2 separate regions of the Homo sapiens genome follow, and region 2 is linked to region 1. A link is a loop called in an ENCODE intact Hi-C map of the cell type or tissue named here. Cell type or tissue: psoas muscle. All regions are shown on one strand. Each heading gives the region's core, and the rest is flanking DNA. Links, peaks and the distances in the headings are about the cores only.

Region 1 (2,831 bases), core at 1-2,500:
CTGGGCAGAGGGTGGAGGGGAAGTGGCTTGGGCCACAGAGGGCCATGCCAGGTGTGCATGTGTGTAGGGTGCTGCTTGCCCATGAAGAGCGAGCACCTCATTTCCTGGGGGCCTAGCCAGGCCGTGCCACCAGCCCCTCTTACTATAGTCATGTACGGTCGCCCGCACGAAGCTGCCGTTGGCCTGGACCGAGGTCTCGTTGGGCCAGTGTTCCACCCGGAAGGTCTGCTGGGCCCAGGTGTCCCCGGGGAGCAGCGTGCTTGTGTACCGCCTCACCAGCTCCCCTGATGCAGGTACCACGTCTGCATCGAAGACACGCAGCGTGGCCACCACGGTGTCCTGCAGGATGCAGAGGGCGTTGGTCAGTGCAGGCGAGATGGGCCCCTCAGACCCCCCAAAACCAGAGACCTTAGAATGCTGCACGTCCCACACAGCCCATAGGTGGACCAGATGTGTGTTGTCAGAGCCAGGTCTGGGGACAGTCTGACCTGGGTTCAAGTTCCCACGGGGTCACTGGCCAGCCTGGCCGTCACCTTCCCTGAGCCACTGAGCCTCGCCTGTGTAACAGGTACAATGCAGACCTCTTATAAGGAGAATTACAGCCGATGCCCAGGCACCCTGCTGGCAGGTCCCATCCAGGTCCCCAGAGAGCAGGATGAGCACCTCCACTCTCCCCTGAGGAAGCTGGGCCCCACAGGGTGAAGGTCAGGTCAAGGTCACACAGGAACAGCCGGCAGAGCCGAGCTCCGAGGCCAGGTGTACATCAGAGCGCTCTGTTCCAAGCATCCTCCTACCCCAGGCTGGAGGGGGTTGTGAGGAAAGCCGCTGGGCACCTGGATGGCTCTGCCCACCAGGCCTCTGCTGTCACCCCAGGGAGGCCCACATAGCCTTTACTCACAAATTGTGCTTTCGACCAGACCCCCTTTCCCTGCCAAACCTGCACGTGGTGTGCCCAGAGAAGCGGAACAAGGCAACGTACTACCTACCTCAGTCCCCACGCCCACTCTCCCACGGCCCCTGCTGGGTGGGCCGGCTGCAGGAAGGCCGAGGCCCAGCAGGTGGCGGTCGCGCTCCACCAGCGCGAGCCGGAGAAGGGCGGGGCGGGCGGCGCCGGAGGTGATCCGCCTTCCCGTCCTTCTCCAATCCCCGGCTCTGCTCGTGGTCACTCAAGGGCCCTCCCGTTGGGGGCTAACTGCTGGTGGGAGGGAGTGCCCTCCCGGCAGATGCTCCCCGCCCGGGCAGCGCGCCGCGCCCGCCTGCAGCGGCACAAGTATGCCCCAGACGCGAGCCCTCGGGCCTCGTCCTGGTCCTTGCCTCCCGAGGCAAGGCCCAGCTGGGTGCTGGCAGGACTCCCCCTTCCCCTCCCCCTAGGACAGACGGCGCAGACGGAGGCGAAGGACAAATGAAAGCGCGAATGGTCGGCCACACGGTTGGGTGGCTACACGGACACTAAACCGACCGAGAAACGAACTGTGGCCGGAGACAGACACTGGGTAGACCACAGCACGCGCGGACAAGCACCTCCTTCCGCTTGAACTCCACCACGGCGCTGGCGGTGTCGACGCCCGCGGGGAAGGTGGGCGCCGAGTCGTCCTCGTCGTACACGGTCACCGGGAAGGGCACCATCACCACCTCCTCGCGCGCGCCGGCGTGCACGGTGCACACGGCCACCAGCTCGTACTTCTCCCGCTGCTCGCGGTCCAGGGCCCAGCGCGTGCTCACCTCCAGGCTGTCCGGGGCGCAGCGGAAGGGCAGACCCTCACCTGCGCACCAAGCAGACAGGGGCCCCGCGTGATCACCAGCCGGGACCGGGCCAGCCGCTTTCCTCGGGAAGGGGGCTCTGCGGTCAGAGCGGGGCGCACACCGCCGCGGCCCCAGGCCTCCCCTCCTCCGCTCCACAGGGGAGGGCAGCGCTCGGAGCACGAGTTTGCAGTTTGCAGCGATGACTGTGCTTACGAGTTTGCAGTTTGCAGCGATGACTGTGCTTACGTCCTGCTGCAGCTGCGTCCTCACTCGTGCTGGTTGGGAAGAGCCAGGACCAGGCACCCTGATCAACCAGTAGGGACTGGGACACCCCTCCGCCCACCTGGCCTTGATCAGGAGTGGCCTTGTGTGGGGAAGGGTGGCTTTGCCTCAGCCCAAGCTGCACTGCAGCCCTAGAGAGCCAGCTACTGGCCTTGGCTGCTTTTTTTTTGTTTTTGATGGAGTCTCGCTGTGTTGCCCAGGCTGGAGTGCAGTGGCGCGATCTTGGCTCACTGCAACCTCCAACTCCCGGGTTCAGGCGATTCTCCTGCCTCAGCCTCCCGAGTAGCTGGGACTACAGGCGCCCGCCACCATGCCCGGCTAATTTTTGTATTTTTAGTAGGGACGGCCTTTCACCATATTGGTGACCTTGGCTGCTTTTTAAAAACTGTTAGGTTTTTTTTTTTTTCAATTATGGAAGCAATATGTGTTCATTTTAGAGAACGTGAGAAAGCCACGATTCTACCACTTGAAAACAAACACAGTGGACATCTGGGGTATGATGTGACATTAACGCATAATGATTTCCGACCGCCTAGTGTGCATCCCCACTCTACACCTCCTTGTCCAGTGCGTCGCCAGGCTGGTCATCCTCTGAAGGCCGGATGTCGAGACAAAAGCGAATGCTCCGTGCCCTGCATGGCAGCTCGCGCTAGACTACATCGCCCCTGAAGCAGGGCCAGGAACCACAACACAGTCTTCAACGAGCCTGACCTCGGATTTGTCCTCCAGAAATAATCCAGAAAAGGGGGCATGCTGAAGGCGGAAGGTCACCGCTGAAGACCCCACAACCCACCCCAAGGAGGCGG
Region 2 (2,899 bases), core at 208-2,707, 930 kb after region 1:
AGGACGTGGTATCTGTCACATTGGTATCTTATTGGTATAAAGAGTTTTCTTTGTCAGTCTCAAGGTCTCTGTCTTCATATTAAAAGCTGGTCAGTTGTGCCTGAATTTTAAAGGGAAGAGGGTAAGTTAAGGCATATCCAATCATCCATTCCGATCATGGACTGCATTGTATTTCAAGTTGATTTTGGTGTGTCCTTGGCTGAGAGGAGGAGTTCATTCAGTTGGTTAGGGAGCTTAGAGTTTCATTTTTGGTTTACGCACCTATGTCCAGGTAAGAGGGCCCCACACAGGAGGGCTTGCTCAGAAACTGGCTTGCAGGGCTGCTTACAGACCTTCTATGTCTCCTGTTGTCATGCACAAGGAAGGACACAGACAATGACAACCCTCAGCCATCCGGGGAGAAGTTGTGTCTGCAGAGGACGGTCATGAGCTGTGAGTCTAGAGACCTGTGATTGTCTTCAGGGGCCTGTGGTCCTCGGCTTTCATAGGAGTTGTGGGGGCACTGGCTCAAATAGCATCCACCAGGATTCCAATCAGAATATCTCATTCACAGAAGGCAGTGGGTGATATGACAGCACAGAGGGACTCTGTGGGGCCAGCTGCATGGAGCACTCTGGGAGAGTCACTGGCACCCGTGCTAGACAGAGCTTCTTTCAACTTCTGGAGCACACGGATTTAGATCTCTTTACATCATTTTGAAAGACTATTTATCATTCTGAAGGAAACCACTGTAATTAACTAAGGTAACATCTTTAATAGGTAGAAAGAAAAAAGTGATTATTTTATTGCCAAGATGATTACAAGAAAAGAAACACACAAAAATAGCATGAAGGAAAGAGCAACCCTAGACTGACGACTTTGGGTAAGAGGTTGAGACTTAGTAGTGAATGCCCTGGGCCATCTTCTGTCAAAAGGGAGGGACAATCAGCAAAGGGAAATACGCAGTAGAGGCAAAATCTTGGTTAGTAAAAGAATCCTAAGAGAAAACAAGAAGTCTCCTTCCTCAGCATCATGTTGGTGTCAGGAAGATGCACATAATCCCCCCATTGCATGTCTTACACTTTTCAGCAATTAGGGCTCAGCATGAATTTAGAAGACACCATTCACTTCACAGCAGATGGGGACACAGTCAAGGCAGCGGTGAGAGGCAAGGCTGGGCTTTCAGTCTCAGAGCACAGAGCAGGTTCCCCACTACTCTGCACCCTGCTGTCTCCTCCCAGATGTTCCAGATGTTCCACCTCATTCTTGCCTTAAGGGCTCCAAGTTGTTAATGGGACAGTAGCCCTCTTCCTTTCCCAGGGTTTCTAAGAATTTGGCTCTCTTTTGTGTATTGTGGGGTTTGTTTGCCATCTAGAGGCAGGATTTTGGCATAGCAACTTACAGGCTTTTTCTACTTGTGATAGCGAAAATAAATACATAAATAAATTCAGTCAAATAAATTGACTTAATGCATTGAATCTGTAAAAAAAAAATAAGGTCAGTTTGAGAGCTTAAAAGGAGCCTGATGAGGTTAAAAAGAAAATTACCTTTAGTAAAGAACAGTTGGAGCAATAGATGATTCTTTCTTTAATCAATGACATTTTAGGAGTAATTATAAAATGGTAAATAAAACTTGAAATAAGCTGATAAAATATAATTTTATATGCAAAAAAAATTTCCAAGAACCATACAAATACATTTTCAGATTAAAACAAACAAAAAATGTGGGTTTATCATCAGATCCGCTAAATGGAAGATTTCTCAAATGTGTGCTTGGAGCAAAAATAACACTTATTCCTATTTGAAAGTTCAAGATTTTTGAGCTTTAGAAGAAAATAGCTTTCCCTTCACTCTGTTCCACTCATGCTTCTGAGGATGGCCTTGGGACAAAAAGCCGCTGCGGCAGGGGTCAAAAAGCCGCGACGGCGGGGGGGCAAAAAGCCGTGGCGGCGGGGGGCAAAAAGCCGCGGCGGCGGGGGGCAAAATGCCGCGGCGGCGGGGGGCAAAAAACCGCAGTGGGGAAAAAGCCGCGGCGGCGGGGGGGTCAAAAAGCCGCGGCGGGCAAAAAGCCGGTGCAGCGGTGGGCGGCAAAAAGCCGCGACGTCGGGGGGCAAAAAGCCTTGGCGGCGGGGGTGCAAAAAGCCGCGGGGGGCAAAAAATCGCGGCAGCGGGGGGGCAAAAAGCCGTGGCAGCGAGGGGCAAAAAGCCGTGGCGGGCAAAAAGCCGCGGCAGTCGGGGGCAAAAAGCCGCGGCAGGCAAATAACCGCGGCACCGGGGGGTGGGGGCAAAAAGCCGCGGTGGCAGGGGGGCAACAAGCCGCGACCGGCAAAAAGCCGCGGCGGCGGGGGGCAAAAAGCCGCGGCGGCGGGCGGCAAAAAGCCGCAACGTCGGGGGGCAAAAAGCCGCGGCAGTGGGGGTGCAAAAAGCCGTGGCGGGCAAAAAGTCGCTGCGGCGGGGGGCAAAATGCCGCGGCGGCGGGGGTTCAAAAAGTCGTGGTGGCGGGGGTGCAAAAAGCTCCGGCGGGTAAATAACCGCGGCACGTGGGGGGGGGTGGTAAAAAGCCACGGCGGCGGGGACGCAAAAAGCCGCGGCGGGCAAAACGCCGAGGAGCGGTGGGGGCAAAAAGCCGCGGCGGCGGGTGGGCAAAAAGCCGCGGCGACGGGCGGTAAAAAGCCGCGGTGGGGAAAAAGCCGCGGCGGCGGGCAGCAAAAAGCCACGGTGGCGGGTGGCAAAATGCCGCGGCGACGGGGGGCGAAAAGTCTCGGAGAGTAAAAAGCCGGGGAGGGGCGGGGGGGGGGGGCAAAAAGCCGCGGCGGCGGAGGGCAAAATAGTGGAGATGGGGTAGAAGGCCGGCACAGCTTGGCATTGCTGGAGTGTGATGTGATAGGAAATGTGCAGCCAAAGACAAAAAAAGATGTAA

What was found. Peaks named below come from ENCODE experiments on the same cell type or tissue, not always from the same donor. Only the 100,000 strongest peaks of a DNase experiment are listed, where the experiment ranks them.
Region 2: it touches region 1 in a loop (8-fold over the local background); 2 of 110 quality-filtered maps call a loop at or near these places.

Annotation. Positions count from the first base shown.
Region 1 is chr10:43,103,884-43,106,714 of GRCh38, reverse strand. It overlaps RET (ret proto-oncogene), which reads right to left. Exons shown (of 20, transcript NM_020975.6): 4 at 1,522-1,763; 5 at 144-339. Among named protein-coding and RNA genes, the nearest start is that of RET, 28 kb to the right of the region's middle. RefSeq lists enhancers at 604-703, 1,193-1,944 and a silencer at 964-1,193. In psoas muscle, for the core only: a CTCF peak has its summit at 1,054 (motif pointing right); DNase peaks (open chromatin) are centred at 1,104 and 1,544; H3K4me3 peaks cover 994 bases; H3K27me3 peaks cover 1,063 bases.
Region 2 is chr10:42,176,960-42,179,858 of GRCh38, reverse strand. No RefSeq gene overlaps it. Among named protein-coding and RNA genes, the nearest start is that of LINC00839, 300 kb to the left of the region's middle. In psoas muscle, for the core only: a CTCF peak has its summit at 1,368 (motif pointing left); a DNase peak (open chromatin) is centred at 2,578; H3K27me3 peaks cover 1,488 bases.